Linked DNA regions of Mus musculus: region 2 is linked to region 1. The links are chromatin loops, found by intact Hi-C in ENCODE. Cell type or tissue: heart. All regions are shown on one strand.

The links. Hi-C counts contacts between places; a loop is a spot of excess contacts. Peaks named below come from ENCODE experiments on the same cell type or tissue, not always from the same donor. Only the 100,000 strongest peaks of a DNase experiment are listed, where the experiment ranks them.
Region 2: a loop joins it to region 1, with 2.6 times the contacts of the local background. A loop is called at or near these places in 23 of 42 quality-filtered maps.

What each region holds. Positions count from the first base shown.
Region 1 is chr4:129,923,734-129,931,733 of GRCm38, reverse strand. It overlaps Spocd1, which reads right to left and starts at 2,967. Exons shown (of 15, transcript XM_017320505.1): 1 at 2,936-2,967; 2 at 1,531-2,485. The coding sequence starts at 2,937. In heart, no CTCF peak of the experiment used is centred here; DNase peaks (open chromatin) are centred at 3,103 and 5,073; H3K4me3 peaks cover 796 bases; H3K27ac peaks cover 5,612 bases.
Region 2 is chr4:129,848,274-129,856,273 of GRCm38, reverse strand. It overlaps Ptp4a2 (protein tyrosine phosphatase 4a2), which reads right to left. Exons shown (of 6, transcript NM_008974.4): 6 at 6,271-8,000. It overlaps 1700108I11Rik (a long non-coding RNA gene), which reads left to right and starts at 3,043. Exons shown (of 2, transcript XR_868199.3): 1 at 3,043-3,143; 2 at 3,574-3,771. In heart, a CTCF peak has its summit at 5,565; no DNase peak of the experiment used is centred here; H3K27ac peaks cover 1,482 bases.

The DNA.
Region 1 (8,000 bases):
AAACAAGGATAAACACATAGGCAGCTCATTGCCTCCTGTCTCAGTGTTACTAATGAGCTCTTTGACCCTGACTGGTCATTTTATCTCTTGGAGCCTCTGTGACCAAATCAGTGCAATGGGTATATATCATCAGTGTTTACCTCAGAAGTTGTACAAAGATCTCAGATAACACACTCAGCACCTGGCATGTTGAACAAGCTTAGCCGATGACATTGAATGCGCAAGCACACAAGACAAACTTCCTGGGTTTGGTTCCCACTGTCACTTCCTTTTCTTTGCTTCATATAATTATATCAAAAGCATCTAGCACATAATACACGTTCAATAAATATAAAAGCAATCGGTTATATGGGAAAAATAAGTACTATCTTCCACCCCTGGCTTGTAGACATTAGATATGGTTATTAACAAAATTCATATCATAATTAAACAGACAACGAATGCAGAGAGAAACAGTGACAAGAGAGAACACGGAAGGATGGAAGCCCCGACTCCATCCCTGTGTGAACTTGGAGAGGTCTGTTAATTCCCCCGAGCCTCAGTTTCCCCATCTGGTAAAGTGGGCTAATTCTTGTCTTGAGGGACTATTACTAACACTATAAAAAAAGCAAACATCACTCAGGTGGCAGAGGCAGGCGGATTTCTGAGTTCGAGGCCAGCCTGGTCTACAAAGTGAGTTCCAGGACAGCCAGGGCTATACAGAGAAACCCTGTCTCGAAAAACCAAAAAAAAAAAAAAAAAAAGCAAACATAATGGAAGTGGAGTGACTTACCTCCCATCTTGAGCTAGACACTTTATTTTATGTCCTATCTCATTATCCCATTAAAGAGGGGTGTGTATATCCTTTTTATTTCAGACAGGGTCTCACCAGGTAGTCCTGGTTGGCCTGGAACTCACTTTGTAGACCAGGGTGACCGCAAATGCATAGAGACCTACCTTTGACCTGCTTCTGCCTCCAGAATGCTGGAATCAAAGGCATTTGCCATCTTACCCAGCTTATTATATATATTATTAATCTTATTGAATGAGAGAAAAGTTATTAAAGAATAGTGGGAGGCAATTCCTCCAGGAAGTAGGCTAGAGCAGGATTTGAACCCAGGACTTGCTGCCTCTAACAGATAATGGGCCCTCACAGGAACTCAGTAATGTCGTTTATTTTTTTCCTTTCCTGACTCTAGAATTTCAATGTATAGAATCTGGGAAGCTGGGCTTAGTAAGCCACACACCTGTAATCCCAGAGACTGAGAACCTGAAGCACTAGAGTCAAAAGTTCAAAGCTACTGTAGGCTACAGTGAGTTCAAAGCCAGCCTAGGCAACTTAGTGAGAACCCCATATCAAAATAAAAGGGGCTTGGGGGATGCGGTTTAGTCATAGAGTGTCTGTTTAGCGTGTGTGAGGCCCTGGGTTCAGTCCCCAACAAACCAAACAGAACAAGTCCGAGAGAAGACGCTCAATAAGAGACACTGGAGTTTACTTCTGTTAAGTGCCACACCCAGCCATCCTACCCTAAACTATCAGCTTCAACTTACCAGTCTGGGAAAATCCTTTTTACTGGCTCCCTCTGCGTGATCCTGGCTTGAGTCATCTGGACTTGTCCAAGGCCGCTTCTTCACATGTGTAGGTCTTCTCTGCTCTAGGGGTGCACCATCGAGCCCACCCAAGGGCTCTGGGGAGCTAGCACAGGAATTGGCTGGGGCAGAAAGTCCTTGTTCCAGCTCCATCCTGGACCCTGACTGGGCCTTGTCCTCTGGCCCCACCGGGTCAGGTGGAGTGCCAGGGCTGCCAACCACAAACGCGGGCTGTACTTCCTGCTGATCTGTAGAATCCTCAGTCAGCACCTCTGGGTACAGTGCTGGACTCTGAAGAGGCTCCTGGGTGACCAGACTAAGGGGCTCGCCTCCAAAGAGCCCTGGGAATTCAAAAAGGTGATCAAGGCTGTCTGGCGCAACCCCATCCTTAGAAAAGAGCATGTTTTCAACCTCGGTTTCTACAGCACATTCCACCCAACTTCCACCTGGCTCTCCAGGCTCAGTGTCCTTAGAAGAAAGAAGCCTTGGGGGACCTGCAAAGGCCTCTGGAGAAGCACACTCGGGAGGGTCCCCATCTGGTCTTTGACCAAACCTCAGGGAAAAACCTGACTTTTCCTCCTCCTGGGGACAGATTCCACACTTCCTGCATTTCCTTCGGAAAGGGGGCAGGACTGGAGATGGGGGCGGGCCCTTTGCACTGAGCCCCTCTTTGCTGAGTGTAGGATCCTCTGGGGAAACCATTCCTTCGACAGTGGTGGCTTGTCTAAAGCTGGGGCTGCTGGCCTCTTCCATTCCTGCTGGCCCCTCTGTACAGACCAGTACTCTATCTGGGAAGTCCAGTGATGTACCACAAAGACTTCTGGAGCTTCCAGTAGCCAAGAAGTCACACAGAGAGTCCTGGAACCTAGACAATGTCCTCTGTCCACCAGCCCTGGCTAAAAACTTGTCAACAGGCCTATGTGGAAAAGAGGGAGGTCTCAGGGAAAGCCTGACTGGGTAGTCCTCCCCGGCTTGCCAACTCACCTCCTAGACATGCTCCCTCCCCCGACCCCCACTCCTCGCACTAGTCTGCAGAAGGGAAGCTATCCAGATAGGGCCACTCCTCTGAGCTTCCCAAGAGCTTTTTTACCCTTTAAGCTTTCTGCTTAAATGAAAAAGGGTAAAAGTCACTACTTATCAGTGACACTGTGAAATGAGGTATCTCGCTTCACCCTAGCTGGTTCAGAGACTGCCCAAAAGCACACAGAGAGCAGAAAAGAGGAGATTCTCCCAGAAATGCAAAAGCCAGCTCCACACGGAGCAGAAATCTCAGCCCTATCTATACCCCACTCCTATAAACAGGACTCTGAATCAAGCCAGTCCCTGAACGCACTAGGACCTCCGACCTAAAGCTCCAACCGCTTACATCTGAGCTGCTACAGCTCCTTCTCCTTCTACTCCTGGGGGGCCGGGGGGGGGGGTTGAGGGAAGAAGCACGTGATGCGGAGAAGATGGTCCTGGATCCAAGGGGTGGGAGGCAGGACCTGGTGGTGCCCAGCAACGGCTCCCTAGGGGTGCTGGCGTTCTTGTCCAGCAGGAGGCGCTCGCTCCCTGCCGAGGGCTTCTGGGAGGAGGTGCCAATCATTCTGCCTCCACGCGACCGGGCGGGGTGCGGGGTGCGTGGGCAAAGGAATCGCAGACCCCCCGGATGCCGAAAGCTGCCTAAGATTGTAAACAGAGTGGAGGAGGTGTCTGAAACCCCTGGGGATTGTTAAACTCAAATCTGATTATTTTTCCTAATTAGATATTTTAATATTGTCTGGCATACAATATATCTAGACACACATGTGCCTTCTAGTCGAATAGAACGTCAAGAAATAGAAAAGTTTAAACTTCCTCTCATTTCTCAACCCTCTACTCTGTGGAACTTTGGGGTTTTTCTTTGTGGTCGATTTTGTTTGCCTGATTTCATAGCTATGGGTGACACTCCCATGCACATATCACTTGGCTCTTAAAATTTAAAAACCAAGTGATATGGCACTTAATAATCCATTAATCTATTAATTATTTATATTTATTGTTAATAGTATAATTAGTTGTTGATTATATATATTATAATTTATGATTAATTAGTTATTGATCCCACATGTGGTGACTTTATTTACTATTCTTTCCCCCCTCCACCCAGTTTTTAGTTTTTGAATATTTTTTAATTTTTAAAAATTGAATGTATTGGGCATGGTGGCCCATACCTTTAATCCCAGCACTCGGGAGGCAGAGGCAAGCGGATTTCTGAGTTCCAGGCCAGCCTCGTCTACAAAGTGAGTTCCAGAACAGCCAGGGCTATACAAGAGAAACCCTGTCTCAAAAAAAAAACGACAAATAAATAAATAAATAAATAAATAAATAAATAAATAAATAAATAGGAGGAGGAGGGAGAAGGAAGGGAAAGAGAGAGAGACAGAGAGAGAGAGAGAGAGAGAGAGAGAGAGAGAGAGAGAGAGAGAGAGAGAGAGAGAGAAGCAAAGTAAAATGTGAAGTCTGCCCAGCACCACCCTCTGCCTTTGAATTCAGAGGCCAGCCTGGGTGTATAAGACCCTGCCCCGAATTAAATAGATACAACAAATAAAATACCAGTTGCAAGGGATTCTGGGAAGCCACTTCCACCTCACCTCTTCCCAAGAGAGCAGGAAGGCACACTGGAATGGGAGAATGGAAGCAATATTTGAAAATATCTTTCATCTAATTAATATGTCAATTGCTTTCTCTCTCTTATGAATTTTGATTTGATTTGGCCTCATGAATCTCAGACTGGCCTAGAAATCAGTAAGTAACCAATGGGAGCCTTAATCTTCTCACTTCCAGGGTGCTGGGATCACAGGTGTGGACTACCACAGTGGTTTATGCCATGCTAGGGATGGAGCTAGGGTTTCGGGCATGGTGGGTAACCACTCTGCCCATTGAGCCACATCTCCAGGCCCTCAGTGGGTATTTTTAAATATCAGTCATGTGTTAAAAATACCCCATGTCCGTGGGGTATTTTTAAATCTCACATTACTATTGTGGATTTATGTGTCTAAATTCCTGCTTTAGATATTTCAAAACCACTTTTTAAGAAGCATTCGAAAAATACTTTTTTTTTTAAAGTATGGAACTCAAGGATAATGTTTGTCTTAAAAGCTTATTTATTTCAGCGTAATTTCCAGCTTGGGAAGAAATAAAGGTGCAAATGTATATATTTCTAGAATCTCCGTGCATGCCTCGCCTGCTCTCCTGCTTATTTGCTCTGTGTGTTATCAAGGAACACTCCCTACAGCTCAGCAGCCGGCCACAGGGCTGTCTGCTAAGCTCTGAATCCCCTGTGACCTTTGGGTCCCAGGCTCCAGCTTGGGCACTGGAGTGTCCTTGGCTCTGCCATCTCCTGTTCTAAGGTGTCCTTGTCACTCCTTGTTTCTCACAGCCTTGAACAGTTGTTGAGGGGGACCGTACTCCTCTTGCACAGTGCTTATCAGCTGGGGTTTCTCTAATGGCTTCCTCCCGCATTCGGCCTTCTTCAGAGTGCCACTGAGGGGAAGTGTCTTCTGTCACGTCCTACTGGGGCAGGTGACAGCTCCCAGTGACATTAACCTTCACCACGGGTAGAGTGTTTTCCGGATTTGGCCACGGCCAACTTGCTATTTTAAGAGTGTTAAGATGGAGAGAGGTAGTATTTTCAAAGGCTTTTTCAAAGTGGCGTTCTACAACGTCAAACAGAAAAACAATGCAGCCGGCTCCTCCTAACATTCTGCCTTTGCTTTCTGTATTTTCCTTGTTCCACAATTAATATATATGATAGAAAATTTGTTTGTTTGTTTGTTTGTTTGTTTTGAGACGAGTGTCTCTATGCAGCTCTGATTGTCCTAAACTCAGTGTGTAGACCAGGCTGTTCTTAAACTCACAAAGACCTACCTACCTACCTCTGCTTCCTCAGTACTGGGATTAAATTTCTTTTTTTTCTTCTCTTTTACTTTTGTTAAGATTCACATTATTTCTGCTGGGCAGTGTTGGCCCACACCTCTGACCCCAGCCCTCCAGAGGCAGAGGCAAGCGGATCTCTGTGAGTTCAAAGCCCGCCTGTTCTATAGAATGAGTTCTAGGACAGGGAAACCTTGTCTTAAAAGAAAAGGTTTTTTTTTTCTTGCTTTATTTTGAGATATGTGTCTTTGTGTCTGTGTGTGCACATACCATGTGTATATGTATGTTTGTGTTTGTGTATCTGTGTCTGTGTGTTTGTGTATCTGTATTTGTGTGTGTACCTGTGAATGTATGTATGAGTGTGCGTGCCTCCAGAAGCCATAAGAACGCCAGATCCTCTGAAGCTGGAATTATGGGCAGGTGGGAACCACCAGACATGGGTGCCGGGAATTGAACTCAGGTCCTCTGAATGAACAGCACATGCTCTTAGCTGCATAAACTAGAGGGAGCTGAGGGAGGGTGACCCTGGCACCATAGGTAACTGCCAGAGAAATGAGGAGTGCTCTACTCTCCTGAAACCCAGCTATGCTCCCAAGGGGCTGTGCCAATTTGCTCTCTATCAGCAGTAAGTGTACATCTGCAACATCCAGGATCCTCAGGCTTATACAGTATCTACTGTAGGTGATGTGTGTGTCTCTCTCTCTTCCTCTCTCTCTCTCTCTCTTCCTCTCTCTCTCTCTCTTCCTCTCTCTCTCTCCTTCCCCCACAACCCCCTCTTTCTACTTCCCTCTCTCCTGTCATAAACACATCTTGCTTTTTTTTTTTTGCTGTATTTCTTTTAAATTTAAAAGTAGAACTCAGAGAGATCTGCCTGCCTCTGCCTCCCAAGTGCTGGGATTTAAGGTGAGCGCTACCACTGCCCGGCTTACAGAAGTAGAAATAAATTTTATGTTTCCAATGAGTTATCGGAGGCTGTAGGAGAAGTGGCTGGGCAGGGCTGGAAGGCTGGACCATCAGAGGAACTGAGGGAGTGTGTAAAAATGGGGGCCACAGATGGAAGCAAGCTAAAGGCTTGGTAGAGAACGGAACAAGAAAGAAGCAAACAGATGGCCTCCAGGAAACAGGACAAAATTCGCACCCAAAAAAGAGGTGTCTTAGCACACATTGTATTGCTGTGAAGAGATGTCATAACCAAGGCAACCCAACTGAAGGCTTGCTCGTGGTTTCAGAGGTCTAGTCCATCATCCTTGTCATCACAGCAGGGAGCATTGCAGCACGCACTGCACTGGAACTGAGAGCTGCATCATGATACACAGACACAGAGAGACTGAGCCTGGGTCTGAGCCAGGGCCTGAGTGTGAGCTTTTGAAACCTCAAAGCCTAACCCAAGTGCCATACTTCCTCCAACAAGGCCACACATCTATGAGTCTCTGGGGATCGTTCTTAATCCGACCTCCACAGGAAGCAAGCAGGGGTGAGAGTGGGACTGGCATGGTCCCAGGCTCCTGCACTTGATGACGGATGTGTTCATAGTGGCCAAACTCACGAACTAGAAAACCAAAGAACAGACCCTGGGAGCTTCCAGCCAGAGGCTCTGTGTCCCAAGGCTCAGTCCACAGGGCTGAGGATCAGACACAGGGCTCCATACATGCATGACCGGACACAACTGTACCCAGGAGCTTCTGAGGTTAACAAGTGGCACTGTCCTTCTAACCCTTTGGGGACTCTTGTAGACACAGTTGTACACTCAGGGTCACACCTGCTGCCACGGGAAGGTTTCAATCCCACAACTACAAATCACTAGATGACACTGTCCTCGACCTTTGACGATGTCACACACATGGCTACACCTCTGAGTCCTCTGGGTTCACAGCCAGGGGTTTATGGTCCTCATCCCACAAGGGCATTGACAGCTACAACCATCAGAGGATGTGACTGCTGCTGGTGACTGTGTGTATGTGCGCGCACGTGCAGGGAACAGGTGGCCCTTTTCCAAGATGGCTAAGTACTGCTGGCACACTGACCAAGGCTGCCAGTGGACACGTAGGACGTCACTGTTGGTGCTGACTTGGATAACCTGGTCAGCTTTCTCCTGTAAACAGGTTCTTCTCCCTCCCCCTCCCCACTGTGAACTATGATGGAGAGGGGAGGTCATGGTGCAAGCACAGTCTTCCACATGGGGGGTGGGGATCTGAGTCCCACTTCCTCACAGATGCAAAAACTTCATCTGTCATTTGGAATGTCACAGGCGAGTTCTGTCCCAATTCCTTGATTACATCATTCAGGGGTTCATCTCAGTGTGGGCTTGGAGATGCTTTATCTATGAAACGTAATTCAATAGTACTTTATTTTGTGTTGAAAATAATCCAGTTTGGGGATTGGAGGGATAGCTCAGTTGACACAGTATTTGCCTAGCATGCCTGATGCTTTGAGTTTGTTCTCCTGCACGAGGTAAATTGGTGATGGTGATCCAGGCTTGCAAAGCCAACACTCGGGGGGGGGGGGGGGCAGGAGGCTTAGACATTCAAGGTCACCTT
Region 2 (8,000 bases), 75 kb after region 1:
ATTAATGCACTGAGATAAAATCAATTTGAAAATTTCTTAAATCAAATACCAATCCTAGAGTAATACTCGATGTGTAGGAAAGGCAGCCAACAGTAATAAGAAGCCAATTATAAACTATAAACCACTCGGCTCAGATACCCTGCTTTGTTACTGGCAAGGCCCATTACACACGGTTTACACAAGTTAAAGTCACTGACGAGGCAGACTCACTATACACACACACGTGCACCTGCATGCTAACCCTTCTCCTGCCCCTGCATTTAATGTAACGACACAGCTCAATTAACAAGGACCCCTTTGCGTGATGCCACACCTAAGAAATCATTAACAAACATCTTCCCAGCCTAGGAAGCTGGGCAGTCAAGGGCCAATTTTAGAGTCAGTTTACGCTGTAGTTTATCATTTAAAAATGGGACTGGCGGTGAGGCCGGTGAAGACTAAATCTAATCAGGCACAACCCGGAGCACAAGGGAACTAGACAGATATGGGTACTGTTAGACCCTTGCTACTCCATCTTTCCGAATCCCTATCTTCAAAACAACCAAGCAGACACAAGTGACTTAACCAGTGCCACTGTGTGCTACACCTGCCAGTGGCTCTTCTGCAGGGCAGATGGCAAAGCTGCCAAGCCTGAAGTATTCTAATTGCTTTCAGTCTGCGTGAGCTGTGGAGAGGATGATAGGTGGGCGTGGGAAGGGCTCACCACCACTCCACCCCACCCCACCCCCGGTCCATGGCCAAACATCCCAGCTATCTCCTTGAACTGCTGACTGAGAATATACTGCTGACCTTTCACACTGATCTGCACAATGGTGCAGAAGGAAGTCTGTCTTAGTCATCTCTCGCTCCCTTCCTTAAGGCCTGAAACTTCTGTCCTGCGCCACGGCAGCCCATCACTAGCCATTAGGATTCCTCAGCTTCTACCTTTTCTTGTTCATTCTCCTCCACTCGGATGACACATCCCACATGCACAGTACGAGTCAGTCACCCTTTAAACACACAGCCTCTAACTCAAGAGGACTCTTACATAACCTTTTGCACAAAGACCTGATCTTGCAACGGCTGATCACTGACTGACCTTCCGTGCCTCTGCTCTGCAGAAAGCGGCAATCTACAGTTAGAGGCTCTGACTCAGATGACTTGTGTGGGCTGGGTGTCATTCTGATGCTGTGATCCCAGCACTCTGGAGGCTGAGGCAGGTGGTGGGAATTCCAGGCCAAAGTAGGCATAATCCTGTCTCAAAAACTAGTGGTACAAACGTGTCACCACCACCCCCAGCACTCAGGAGGCGGTGGCAGGAAGATCAGGGATTCAAGGTCATCCTCAACTATTCTTAGCCAGTTCAAAGCCAGCCTGGGCTAGATGTAAGACCTTGTCTCAAAGACGAAACAAGATATTGCTGGTGCTGAGACATTGATCTCTTGAACAAAGCACATGGCTAAGGCTGTCCCTGTGAGAGTACACTGCCCATTTACTGAGATCCCTGCCTTAGCATCACCAACCTACCTTCCCAACCTCACTAAATTTGCTTGCCTTCCTTACCATATTCAGGATCTGCACTGCTGTGCCAACCCACACCAAGCAGTTTTTCAAGTTTACACAAACTCCTTGGGAAATACTGGTACCATCTTCATATATCTCAGCATATAGCGGGTTCCTTCATCTTCCTCGGTCTCATGGCCATTCCGTCTGACTGTATTAATCACTAATTCCTATGCTCTTCCTCACGTTCTCTTATTGCACTGATGTTTAACTGAAAAGAAATGTTCTTCTCCTACCCCTTAATAATTTCTTGCCAGTTTGTCATGTTCCCTCCCCTGGTATCCTCAGTGGCTAGGATAGTGGGTAAACACGTAGCAGGCACACCGCACTCACTCACAGGAGGTTGTCACAGCACTCAACAAGCTGTGTTTAATCCCTTGGGGTTTTGATACATGGACTCCCTATGTAGCCTAGGTCCTCCTGCCTCAGCCATCCAAATGCTAGCTACAAGTGTGTGCCACCATGAGCCCCACAGCTGGGTGTGGAGAGACAGGACCACTGGGAGTCCTAGGCCAACCTAGGTTTTTGTTTTCTTTTGGTTACGTAACTAGAAAAAAAAAAAAAGGAAAACTTAAGAGCTGCCAAGATGGGCTGGTGAGATGACTCAGCGGGTAAGAGCACTCTTCTGAAGGTCCTGAGTTCGAATGCTAGCAACCACCCATAAAGAGATCTGATGCCCTCTTCTGGTGCATCTGAAGTCAACTACAGTGTAACTTATGTATAATAAAAATAAAAAATAAAAAGCTGGCAAGATGGTTCAGCAGATAGAGTGGCTTGGCATCAGCCTACAATCCAACCTCACTTCCTGGGACTCAAAAGTGGAGGAACCAATTCCTGCAAGCTGTTCTCTAACCTCCACACAAATGCTGTGGGGTACCCACAAACACATACACAAATTAAATGTAATTTTAAAAATTAAGGTTTAAAGCCAGATGTGATGGCACACACCATTAATCCTAACATTCGGGAGGCAGAAACAGGTGGATCTCTGTGAGTTCAAGGCTAGCCTTGCCTACAAAGTAGAGCAAGCTACAGAGGGAGACCACATTGGGGGGGGGGGGGCAAAGTGTGCTGGCACACACCTGTAATCCCAATATTATCACCAGGGCAGATGTTCCCAGGCCGTAGTGCCTTAGATCCACATGGAGATAAGACCCAGGTGTTGCGGCACCTGTTCCTTCTTGGCTGTGGGGAATCTTTCCTTGCCTTCTGTGGGTCCCCCATACTACCTACAGTGCTAGCTTGGGGGCCCGCCCTTCATCCATCTGCGAAGCCAGCAACATTAAACCCAGGAAAGGCTCTCTGAAGAACTTCCATCAGTCTGCCAGTTCACCTAGGAAATGCCTATTTCAGCACTGCTATTCACATGAAGCCCACTCATCATGTCAGGCCCAGGAACTTTAGCTGCACGCATCTGAGGAACCATTATTAAGTCACAATGCTTGTTTGTTTCTGTGTTGAGGCCCTGGCTGTTGTAAACCAGGCTGTTCTCAAACTCGAAGAGATCTGCTGCCTGCCTGTGTCTTCTGGGTGCTGGGATGAAAGGCATGCAGCACAACTGCCCAGCTCAATGAAGACTTCAGTGGCATCAATCCCACCAGGTAGACAAATCCAACACTAGGAGAACCCACCACTAAACTAAGTGCAACAGAACTTCTGGTGGTCTTTATAGGAGTAATCCCAATGAAATAAAAATTCTCACTGGGAGACAGAGAGGGCAGTGCATGCCTGAAATCCAGCACTTAAAAGGGGCCGGAGGATAAAAATCCCAAATAAGACGTCTGGTCTACATAAGAAGTTATAGACCAGCCTATAGAGACCCTGTTTCAAAAATAAAAAACCCAAACCACAAAACAATCTATGCTGGAACAGACTCAAAGGAGAATGTAAGTTTAGTTTTACTGTAAATTAAAGAGAAATTTAACTGTAGTGTTCAATTCCCAGTACAGGGTGTGTTTCTGTGTCAGAACAAGGTAGATGTGAAATCAAAACGATTTGTCTTTTGTATGTGTACACACTTGTGTGTTACAGCACAGGCTCCAAGGATCAAACTCAGGCATGGTGGCCATCTTGCCAACTCCTCAAACCAAATAAAGACAGGTTCTCTCTACAAAGCCATGGCTACCTTGGAACTCACTTCACAGACCAGGGTGGTCTTAAACTCAAGTGATCTTCCGACCTCTGCTATCCAAATAATGCCAAGATTAAAGGTTTATACCACCAACTCCAGCTTTTTTTTTTTAAAGATTTATTATATGTAAGTACACTGTAGCTGTCTTCAGACACTCCAAAAGAGGGCATCAGATTTCGTTACGGATAGTTGTGAGCCACCACGTGGTTGCTGAGATTTGAACTCTGGACCTTCGAAAGAGCAGTCGGCGCTCTTAACCACTGAGCCATCTTGCCAGCCTCAGCTCTGACTCTTATCATGCAATAAATAGTATGTTTATAAGTTGGTGGGAATTATGTAGAAAAGTTAATGAAAAGGGTATCAGAAAAAGGCACTTAAATTTGAACCTTTAATCAAATAAGGGATGAGATTTAAGAAGATGGAAATGCTTGCCTTAAAATTAAAAAAATAAAAGGGAGGTGGCTGGAGAGTTGGTTGGCGGTGTGAGTGCTTTTGCAGGTTCTGCAGAGGGCCCACGTTTCTTCAGCAGTAGTTCCAGGGGATCCAATTCTGTCTCTTGGTTTCCATGGATACCTGCACACATGTGGCACACACACATCAAATTTTTCTTTTCTAAATCTTAGAAATACTATAGAATGGGACCCTTTACACTGGGTATGTTGGTAGTAGTAACTAAGACAGTGGCATTGCGTGCCCACCAGAGATGGCTGGGTAAGGTGTAACCTGGCAAGCTTCTTTCAAAGCTTTGGTGTGAGCGCTGGGACACACTGGCCAGGGCACACTGTGACAGTGAGAGGACAGCTTTCAGCTGTCATTGTTGAGACCATCCAGCACTATCACAAGCTGGCTCTGCTCGCTCTCTCTCCTCAGGAGTGCTGGGATGACAACTATCCGTAGCATCCAGCTCTCTCTCTCAAGCACGGGCTCCAGGGATGAGCTCAGCCTTTTTACCCGCTGAGCTGTTTTCCAGGTTCCTTGTTTCTGGGTTTAAAAACCAATTAGAACTAAAGTAAGGAAGGCATTAAAGAAGTAAGAACCCCCAAAGAAAAAGAGCTAAATGAGGCAGATGTGGCAAGTTGGAAAGAGCACTAAGGTTGACACAAGGCCATGAAACTTTAGATGCATCGGCATGGTCAGATACACAATATCAGAGGAGCTGAACCAAAACCAAGTTCAGCCAGAGTGAAAAGACAAAGCATGCCATTTAGAGCCAAGAGTAATGATCATAACCAACCACAGAAGTTAAGAGGGCTAATGCAAGGCACAAGGTTAAAACCAAGCAATGTGACCCACGGCGCCTAAGTAGCACAGCACAAAGCTGTCCGTTGTAACTGCTCACCAAGATGGACTGGCTCTTGCCATAAAGCCCAGGGTAGCTTTGAACTCCCTGGTCCTGTCTAACCTAGACAGGACCAAAGTACTTAGGCTAGCATCACACCCAGTCTCTATCTGTAGCCAGACTTTTGGCTACTTTATGGTTTTTGTTTTGGTTTTTTTTTTTTTTTTTTTTTTGGTTTTTCGAGACAGGTTTCTCTTTGTAGCCCTGGCTGGCCTCAAACTCAGAAATGTACCTGCCTCTGCCTCCCAAGTGCTGGGATTAAAGGCATGCGCCACCACTGCCTGGTGGATTCCTTTCATTATCACCCTTCTCCCTCCACCCCCAACTCTACCTTCCAAGCCCCTAACACTAGGGAAAAGAGGGCATTGAGGCACCAAGTTCCTTGGTGCAAGTTTGTTCCAGTCAGGATATCCAATTTCTTTTCATTTCTTTACCCACAACCACTTGACAAATAGCAAAAGTGGTTGATTGGATCTACCATATATATCCTTTCAAAGAGTCCCTAGAACTGCGAATGTCAAACACATGCAGAAACCACCTGCAGCTGGTGTAATTGCTCCCCTGCTGGAGCATGAAGCAAATCACAACCAGCTGTTGCGGACACTCTAAAGCAGCTCCAAGTCCCACATAGGGGATTAAACATTCCTGACACATTTGTTCTTAAAGAAACCAAAATTCTCATTGTACCCACTAAAACTTTGTTTTCTTTAGGTTGAAGTCCTGCTTAAATTTATCTAGTTTACCAGTGACTAAAGAGAAATTCTATGATACATTAAAGCAGCTAATTCTCCACTTTAAAGACCTCACAGAGAAACCCTGTCTTGAAAAACCAGAAAAGAAAAGAAAAAAAAAAAAGTGTAAAAAGAGCTGGGCAGTGGTAGCACAGGTATTTAATCCCACACTCAGGAGAAGGCTGAGCAAGATGGATCTCTGAGCAAGATGGATCTCTGAGTTGGAGGCCAGCCTGGTCTACAAAGTGAGTTCCAGGACAGAAAGAGCTACACAGAGAAACCCTGTCTTGCAAAGCCCCCTCCCCTCCCCAACCCACCCCACTCCCCCAAAAAGGTTTATTTAAATCTAAGTTGTAATACATTATGCAAACCTATAACAAAAATGAATTCCTTAGAATGAGATTGGTCAAGTACATACTTACTAAATACCTCTCACTTCACCTCTCTAACGTATCCATTAATAATGGGACACAAATCAGACCTTGAGAATGCCAAGCAGAGAAAGGAGAGCAAACATGAACTGTTTAGGAGTGGGGAAGAAATTCACAAAAAGCATGTAAAATATGTTTTATTGTTCTTCAAAAGGGTTCAGGGTTTGGTTGTAAATCAGGCTGCACACCTTCTGTCAGTCTAACCTCTCTCACAAGTCAAACTGGCTTCAGTTAGCAATACTTCATTAAATCCAAAAGAAAGAGTTTTAATTTTGATGGGGGGAAAAAAAACGTCCAGTTCTGAGAACAATTAACATTAGTCTTCTTTAAGACAAAGGGCTGCTTTATTCTCCTTCACACACCCTTCTCCCCAGAACCAGGAATGACACTATCTCAGGCAGGCTATGCTGGTGGACACCTGCATGTGCAGACCCCCATGGGAGCTATTGTGCTCGTGAACAAATACACACACACACACACACACACCAAAATTCTAGCATGTCAAGTGGAAAAGGTTTGGGTGATATTGATCAAAACCCTTGAGGAGTCAACAGTTAACCTAAACTTTTAGGTAAGAAATTTGATCTTGAGTCTTTGTTAAAGAAATCTATTGTCATGCTCCGAAGTAACAATTTCTGGATTATATCATCATTTTTCAACTTTAAAATTCTAGAAACAGTGTCAAAAGCATTATTTTTCATTTTCTGGGATGAGGCAGGAAGGTATTTGCATTTAGTTAAAAATCAAAACAATTGCATCAACAGTAAACAGGCAACTCAGAAAGCCACCAACATCTGGGTACTATCAATGAGATGTCATCCATCCTGCTGGCCTGACGATCAAAATCCAGTGATGGCTGCACCCAAGGCTTGTAGCAGGGTACTGCTGGTTATAAACACTTAGGTGAAGAGGGTACACAGAGGTGCCCCTCCATTTGCTTTGTCTGGTCAACTTCTGCAAACAAGGAAAAACAGCTTTTCTGTATCAACACACTGAGCAGAGACCCCACACCACTGCCACATGATGCCGTGAGCACATGCTGCTCCCTGGGCTGCCTACTGTTGCTCTTCCACCCTGTTACAGCCTGTGGACACAGACTCACTAGGCAAGGCTAGCTCTGACAGTGATTTTTCTTTTTGAATCTCAGAAGAATCTAGTGTTAACAAGATGATAGGTGGTTACACTGAACTGTACAAATAAAACTGTACAAGAATAATTTGGAAAACTATAGGCATTTCTCAAGACCAAAATACAATGAATGTTCTGTTGCTCCTTTGACTATTTCTGAAATCGGTCCTAAAATTTTAAGATACCACTTTTCCATGACATTGTTAGATAGCAGATCCACAATCCAGTCCTACACTTGTAGAAACATGCTAGCTCTCCTGGAAACACCAATGGCCTCCAGTCATCTCTGCAATAAAGTTTCTAGGAGGCCCACTTGTTTCACTGTTGGGAAAAAGAATTCTCTCAGCTAAATTACAGGAGAAAGACTCTGTTTAGGATGTCATTTCGTCACCATTTATAAAACCAAAGGTTCCTGGCTACCTCTCACACCCTAATGGTAGATCAGGGGCACAAGGGGGTTAAAAAAAAAAACTAATATAAGCATCCATCATCAATAGACTAGAAACAGCCTGGACCACAGAATATATGCGCCACTGCCTTTTCTTTGCTTTTATTTTTATTTATTTTTTTGTTGGTTTTTTTTGTTTTTTTTTTTTTTTCCCTAAAAGTGCCCAGGTGGGCTTAAGGCTGCCAGACACACGCACATCTACAGCAACAAAGGCTGCTTTCTATTCCATCTATGTGGATCAGGAGATGGG